2 separate regions of the Homo sapiens genome follow, and region 2 is linked to region 1. A link is a loop called in an ENCODE intact Hi-C map of the cell type or tissue named here. Cell type or tissue: sigmoid colon. All regions are shown on one strand.

Region 1 (4,000 bases):
TAGATCACACCACTGCACTCCAACCTGGGCCACGTAGTGAAATTCCGTCTCAAAAAAAATAAACCAACAGTTGAAATGCAAAAGAGTTGGTTGGCTTCATTTTTCAGGTAACTTCTACCACATGACAGTCAAAACAAAAATACGTATTACCTACAAGTTATGGCCCTTTCAGGTTGATCATGAAATAGCTCAAACCTTAAAATTCTTAAATGCTTTACATCTACTCTAGTTCCTAAAGGTGAAGAGCTATGAGTACAGAGCATAAAAGAATAGTGTCCACAGCTATAACCATAATGGTACTGTCATACCTCCTGAATAGTATTCACATGGGGTCAGCACAGTGAAAAAGTATCCAATAAAGATTAACAGAAAGTTGGGCCAGGGGCAGTGGCTCATGCCTGTAATCCCAGCACTTGGAGAGCCCGAGGTAGGCAGATCACTTGAGGCCAGGAGTTCAAGACCAACCCGACCGACATGGTGAAACCCCATCTCTACTAAAAATACAAAAATTGGCCAGGAGTGGTGGCTTGCGCCTGTAGTCCCAGCTACTTGGGGGGCTGAGGCATGAGAATTGCTTGATCCTGGGAAGCGGAGGTTGCAGTGAGCCAGGGCTACACCACTGCACTCCAGCCTGGGCGACAGAGACCTTGTCTCCAAAAAAAAAAAAAAAAAGGATTAACAGAAATTTGGATGCAAATTCCTTTTTGTTTTTAAACAGGAAGCTCTACACATAGAAATGAAAATCTTTATGAAAAATTCATTAATGAAATCTAGACAATCTAACTGGTGTTACATGGAGATTATATAGAGATACACACATATCAGAGATATATTTATGATACACAGGATATGGGGTTACATTTTTCTTTTAAACATCCTTCTTGAGCTATCATTAGGAAAAAATAAACTTAGAAGTGCATTATCCAAAACAAGATAAAAATTCTAATCTTAAGCTCTTGCAAAGCTCCCCAGGAATTAAGTCCTATACTACAGTACTTCAGAGTTTTTATTGTTTTAATAAAATAATAAAGAGAGAGGAGAAGAGTAGCATATAGTAAGTCCCAAACCTACGTGGCCCAGGTTATTTAACCCAGAATGCACATATACTTTGGGAAATGCTTCCATTAACAGTGAAATAAGTGGGTGGACATGATCTAGCAGTCTTTAAACTTTTCCTACTAGATGGGACAGTTAGCTTTGACCAAATCACTTCTGGAGGAAGCAAAGCCTTCTTGAGAAGTAGTATTTCATTATTAAACTGGATATAATGTATTAACAATAACAACAACAACAACAAAATCACACGTGGATGTACTTTCAGGGAAAAAAAAAATCACAAAGATGTCTAATATATTGTGTATTAACATTTTTTAAAATGCCAAGACTTCTGACTCAAAATAAAAGCTCCATGATGCTTTCTGATGCTCAGCCATTAGAAAAAACATAAAACATTCTAATATAACATTTTAACAAGATATACAAAGGCCAGGAGGTAGTAGACTTCTGTAACTTATCTTACTAGAATGGGTCTAAGATTATGAATAACATTCTCAAGTATATTTGCAGAAGAGCATTCACTAAATGCACAGTATAAAGTTTTGCTTCTGAAAGACAGATTCCAAGAAGTTGCCACATGCCAGTTGGTATCTACCTGTCTTATTTCCAAAGTTTGACTTTAATTTTACAGGATGGGGTTAAAATATATACATGAATACCTTAGAAAACAGCATTGCTTAATTATATATCACTTGCAAAATATTGTGAATCTCAAACCGTGTGGCTCTTGCCACACATCATCTAATTGAAAAGCATCATTTCACAGATGAAACAGAGGCCCAAAAGAGGCTATCTTGTCCCACTGCTATATAATTATAGGTTTCTTTGATTAAAGTCAATTTTTTTTAAGAGATGGGTTCTCATTATGTTGCCCAGGCTAGACTTGAACTCCCAAGCTAAAATAATCCTGCCTCAGCCTCCAAATACCTGGGACTACAGGAATGCACCACCATGTCCAGCTAAAATTCAATTTTCCCATTTCACGTCCTCTCTTGACAATACTGTACTGTTTGTTGTCTCCTTTTCACCCTGCATCTTACCTTCCCCTCATCTCTGTCCCACCATAACCACCCTTGTCAGTGCCTACTCTTTCCCTTCTTCTTTCATCTTTTTCTTCAGGTTCCATTTTCCTGTTATGTCCCTTTCCATTAATCACTTTTTCTCTTCCCTCAGCTTAGGAGCATTCTTACATATGCATCTCAGCAGGGAGCACCTGTAATCACAGCTACCTGGGAGGTTGAGGCTGGAGGCTCACTTGAGGCCAGGAGTTCAAGACCAACCTGGAAACACAGCGAGACTCTGACTCTTAAAAAAAAAAAAAAAAAACTTGCCTGGCATGGTGGCATGCACCCTTAGGTCCAACTACTTGGTGGGAGGCTAAGGCAAGAAGATCATTTGAGCCTAGAGTTTCAGGCTGCAGTCTGCAGTGAGCTATGATCCGGACACTGCACTCCAGCCTAGGCGACAGCAAGATCCCATCTCTTAAATACCAAAAAAAAGTACATCTAGCAGTATTTAATTACATTTAATTTTACAAGTAAGTATAATTATTTGCAAATACTTCAGTTATATAGATCAGAATTTAAGGTTACCTTTTTTACTATTCATTTTAAACCAATATAATTGAGCACAAACATGTACTGTATTAATTTGAAGAAGCTTCTAGTTGTTAGCTAGAAATAGGTATCAGGTCAAATGTTATTACTTGAGACACTGATTCTACTCATGTTTTTTATCTGTATTTTAGCTACAATATAACCACAAGGGATTAACCAAACAATCAAATATAAAAACACATCATTTTAACAAAGATAAAGGCAAGTTTTAAAGCTAAGGTAAGCTGAACAGCTCTTTTCTTCACTCTATGACTTATTTAGCTATTCATAATCACACAATTGGAACATCAAAATATTTTCTGTCAATGTATGATTCGATTAAATGAAGCAGGGAAAAAAGAAAATCTCACCCCCAATGGTACTCTCTTGAAATTCATGAAATTGGCCTTTCACAAAACGAAGCACTAGGCTTGATTTGCCAACAGCGGACTCTCCCAGAAGTACTAGTTTGAACTGGCATATTTTATTTCCCGTATTTGGCCCGTTGGGTCTTGTTGCGCCTCGACTAGCCATGTCCAAATTTGAAATAAGTCCCTAATTTCAGACTCTTCAATGAACTTCCAGAATTCAAGGGGCCAATATTCTTCTTTCTGGAGGTAAAGAAACCTGTAAAGAAACAATTATGAATTAAATATACAAATCAGTAAAGCAAATTTACTATTAATCACTTTAAATATTGCCTATAGCATGATTATCTTAAACTCTACTAGACCTTCAATGCCCTTTAGATTATGTCACTATCTTTTAAAGGAAATTCAAAGGTATAGGATGTGAGTCCAAAATTACTTTTTTTTTTAAAGGCTAACCTCAAAGCTTCAAGTTTGTGCCAGGCAGTGCTTTAAGTACTTAACTTCTCAACAATCCTATAAAATGAGATATTATTACAATCCTTATAAATGAGGAAACAAGCACAGAGATGTTAAGAAGCTTAATTGAGGTCACACAGTTATTGTCACAGAAGTGACAGAGCCGAGTTTCAAACCCAGGCAACCTGAGAGATGACTCGAGTTCAAGTTCTGTAGCCAGGCTACTTGGATTAACATTGTTTTGAGAAAAATTATGTTATTAATAAATGGGAAACTTTTAGAACAGATCCTAAAATTTAGTATTATTTGAAGTTTTCTGTTAAACGATGCATTTTTCATTTAATTAATGGTAATTTTGGACAACAAATATTTTCAGTCTCCCAGGTTTGTGTGCCTAACGGCAGACTTAAAACTGTTTCCTCATCTGCTCAAGCACACCATACACAGAAATGCTAACAGTTGTTCTCCATGTGGTGATTATTACTGACTTATTTACTTACAATAATTGTAACTTTTTTGTAG
Region 2 (4,000 bases), 72 kb before region 1:
GTCCTCCCACCTTAGCCTTCCAAAGTGCTGAGATTACAGGCGTGCCCAACTTTTTAAATTTAAATTTTTTTTTTTGTTTTTTCATTCACATGATGAGTATTGCAAAATGGCTAACATTTATTGAGAGCCAACTAAGGGCCTGAACATGGGTTGTAACTAATTTAATCTTCACAACAACCCTGTATTTGGAAGCATTTAGTGGTTTTATTTGCAATAAAGCACCTTCAGCTGCAGCACCTACAATTCTATGTGATAGAAACAAATGTAGTAATAGATGCAGGGTCTCTCCCCCATCTCCTGATTTGAAAGCAGAGGGGAAAATGGGCTCTCTTCTGTCACCCTGCTGAGAATCCTATGCTCTGTGCAGAAGAGGGTATTTTCTATTCCAGAGCAGCACTCTTCAATACATTTTCCTGTGATAAAGGGAATGTTCTCTATTTGCATTATTCAATATGGTAGCTACTGGCCATGTGTGAGTGTGCAAAATGTGGTTGATAAGACTGATAAGCTAAAATTCTAAATAGTTTGAATTTAAATAGCCACCTATTATGGGGCTAATAGCTACCATGTTGGAGAGCACAGTTCTAAGGGAGATGACTGCTTGGTGGCCAAATTCTCAGCAGAGTCCACTCTGGCTTCTCTTACCTCTTCTATTGGCCAGCTTCTGAGGCACGTATCTTCAGACTAAGACCTCACTGCTAAGAACTGAGGATGAGGGAAAAATATGGGAATCTTTCTTACTCCCTCTATTAAAAACTAAATATTTAAGAGCTCAAATGATTACTCTATTTGTTTATTAATTTATTTAATAAATATTTATGAAACTTTTACTATATAGCAGGCATATTTACTACGAATCTATGAATTGGCTCTGGGATTAAAAAGGCAAGCAGGATGGGAATGAAGAGACAGACATTGCTTAAATAATCAAACAAATACACCATTACAAACTTGAATCAGCCGGGTATGGTGGCTCATGCCTGTAATCCCAGCACTTTGGGAGGCTGAGGCAGCAAATCACTTGAGATCGGGAGTTCAGACCAGCCTGACCAACATGAAGAAACCCCGTCTCTACTAAAAATACAAAATTAGCTGGACGTGGTGGCTCATGCCTGTAATCCCAGCTACTCGGGAGGCTGAGGCGGGAGAATCACTTGAACCTGGGAAGTGGAGGTTGTGGTGAGCCAAGATCGAGCCATTGCACTCCAGCCTGGGCAACAAGAGCAAAACTCTGTCTCAAAAAAAAAAAAAAAAAGTCTAGACTCGGTGGCTAACACCTGTAATCCCAGCACTTTGGGAGACCGAGGTGAGTGGATCACCTGAGGTCAGAAGTTCGAGACCAGCCTGACCAACATGGAGAAACCCCGTCTCTACTAAAAATACAAAATTAGCCAGGCGTGGTGGCACGTGCCTGTAATCCCAGCTACTCAGGAGGCTAAGGCAGGAGAATCGCTTAAACCTGGGAGGTGGAGGTTGCAGTGAGCTGAGATCGTGCCATTGCACTCTGGCCTGGGCAACAGAGCAAGACTCCGTCTCACATAAGTAAGTAAGTAAGTAAGTAAGTAAGTAAATAAATAAATAAATAAATAAATAAATAAATAAATAAATAAAATAAAATAAAAAACTTGAATCAATGCAAAGCATAAGGAGTTCTGGAGGCATTTGACAAAGTGTGGAGGATTCCTGTGAAGCATCAGGAAACATTTTTCTGATGATGCTAAAGTTCAGCTTGTGGAAATGAGGTTTTAATTGAGGAATGAGTTAGAATTAACTGAGTGCCAGTGGAGAGAAAAGCCTTTGAGCAGAGAGAATAGCATGTACAGGCCTGAGGTGGGCAGAGTGTGGATTATGTTTGAGGAATGTTAATGAATGGGAAAGTGGGGAGAGATTAGGCTGAAGAGTCAGGCTTTGGCCAGGCCCTACAGAACCTTTCTCATCATATTAGGACTTTTGACCTTTATTCCAGAAACAGTGGAAAGCTACTGAAAGGTTTTAAGCAGAAGAGTGATATGGTTAGAAAATAAACTTAAAAAAAAAAAAAAAAGCAAAACTTGGCTTTTACAAGGGCCTCATTGTTCCCTGTTCCTTCCTTCCTTCCTCCTTCAGCAAGCAGGCAGGTGACTTCCCCCAGACACAGGGCTGCAGCTGGCCCCAGAAGCAGTTCCTCAGAACAGATTAGAAGTGCTTGGTCCTGGGCCCAGGGGATGAATGGAGCTAAGCTATGTTCTCTCCTCTAATACTCTGTGTGTTCTCTCTGTGTGTTTCTGCCATTAAATAAATACTGGGGGTATTTATAAGAACTGTCAGCAAACCACCCACTCCTTCTCTGCCACAGGCCCAGAAGCCCTCAAACAGTAACAGCCTGTACCAGAATCTCCACGATATCCAAAGAGACAGCTCCGAAAGGAATACTAAATATAACTTTCTTCCACACAGGCTGGTGCCTGCTGCCTTGACTTTTACAATCATAGTTGTGGAACATGTAAGAAACTTGAATTCAACGGGCAGTTTTAAGCCAAACAAGGGCTGCCTACTGGAGAGATTGGCTGTGAATATTTTCTAATCTGACCACCTTCCCATTAAGCCATATGTATTTGATTGTCCTGAAGTTGGGAGGATGACAAGCCAAAGAATTTATTCCAGTGGGAGTAAGGCAAGAATGGAAGAGGGAGAACCAGATATTAAGATTTGTGAATGTATTTGAAGTTCAACGCTTTCAAATAATGTGAAAGAAACATCTAAGCAAATGTATCACTGATTGTCCTCTTCTTCCAAAATGAATTGATTTTTACAGCCACTTTGGAAGACAGTTTGGCAGTTTCTGACAAACTGTTTGCAGGTCAACACACCTGGGCTCTGCCATTTATTGCAGCAAAGTTAACTCACTTTCTAGAGCTTTAGGGTCCTTGTCTGTAAAGTAGATTATTAGTGCCTGTGTGCAGGGTTGTTGTATGGTTGAGAGACAATGTGGGTGGAATGCTTAGAAAGAGCCCAGCACATGGTCAGCACTGATAATGTTATTATCTAGTAGTGCATCTGTGTGTCTGTCTTCCCCATGACAGGCACTGAGCTCATCAAGCACAGAGACCTGCTGTTGGCCTTTATGTCTAGTGCCTACCCCTGCAGGTGCTCAATATATAAAATAATTAATTGAAATAACCATCTTAAAATAAAGGAATTCTTCTCTTGCATTGTTATCTTTCCCAAGATAGTGGTCTATCTTCTAATTTCCTACAACATTCACTGTTTATTTGTATGTGTTTCAGATATGAATTAGGGGGAAAAAATTACTAGATGCACTTCCAGAAAGATATTTTCTCAGAATGCCCTGCTTACACACACACACACCACACTTTAATTAATACATTTTACTTTTGAGTAGTTTTAGGTTTACAAAAAAATTGAGCAGAAAGTACAGACACTTCCAATATACACTTCACTGCCTCCCACCACTTCTTTCCCTTATTATTAACATCTTGCATTAGCGTGGTACATTTGTTATAGTTGATGAGCCAATATTGATATATCATTATAAACTAAAGTCCATAGTTGACATTAAAGTTCACTTTTTGTGTTGTACATTCTATAGGTTTTGACAAATGTGTCACAAGTATTCACCATTACATTATCATACAGAATAGTTTTACAGCCCTAAAAATCTCCTGTTCTCCACCTATTCATCCCTTCTTCTCCTGAACCCCTGGAAACCACTGATCATTTTACTGTCTCCATAGTATTGTCTTTTACAGAATGTCATATAATTAGAATTATATAGTATGTAGCTGTTTCCAGTTGGCTTGCTTTCTCTTCCTACCTTTCTTTCTTTCTTTCTTTCTTTCTTTCTTTCTTTCTTTCTTTCTTTCTTTCTTTCTTTCTTTCCTTCCTTCCTTCTCCTTCCTTCCTTCCTTCCTTTTTTTTCAGGGTCTCACTCTATCACCCAGGCTGGAATGCAGTGGCACACTCTTGCTTCACTGCAACCTCCGCCTCCCAGGCTTCAGTG

Evidence for each region. Peaks named below come from ENCODE experiments on the same cell type or tissue, not always from the same donor. Only the 100,000 strongest peaks of a DNase experiment are listed, where the experiment ranks them.
Region 2: a loop joins it to region 1, with 2.9 times the contacts of the local background. A loop is called at or near these places in 38 of 110 quality-filtered maps.

Annotation. Positions count from the first base shown.
Region 1 is chr3:19,950,084-19,954,083 of GRCh38, reverse strand. RAB5A (RAB5A, member RAS oncogene family) reads right to left here. Exons shown (of 6, transcript NM_004162.5): 2 at 3,023-3,278. The coding sequence starts at 3,185. Among named protein-coding and RNA genes, the nearest start is that of RAB5A, 5.0 kb to the right of the region's middle. In sigmoid colon, no CTCF peak of the experiment used is centred here; no DNase peak of the experiment used is centred here.
Region 2 is chr3:20,022,099-20,026,098 of GRCh38, reverse strand. No RefSeq gene overlaps it. Among named protein-coding and RNA genes, the nearest start is that of PP2D1, 12 kb to the right of the region's middle. RefSeq lists a cis regulatory region at 2,792-3,239. In sigmoid colon, no CTCF peak of the experiment used is centred here; a DNase peak (open chromatin) is centred at 2,158.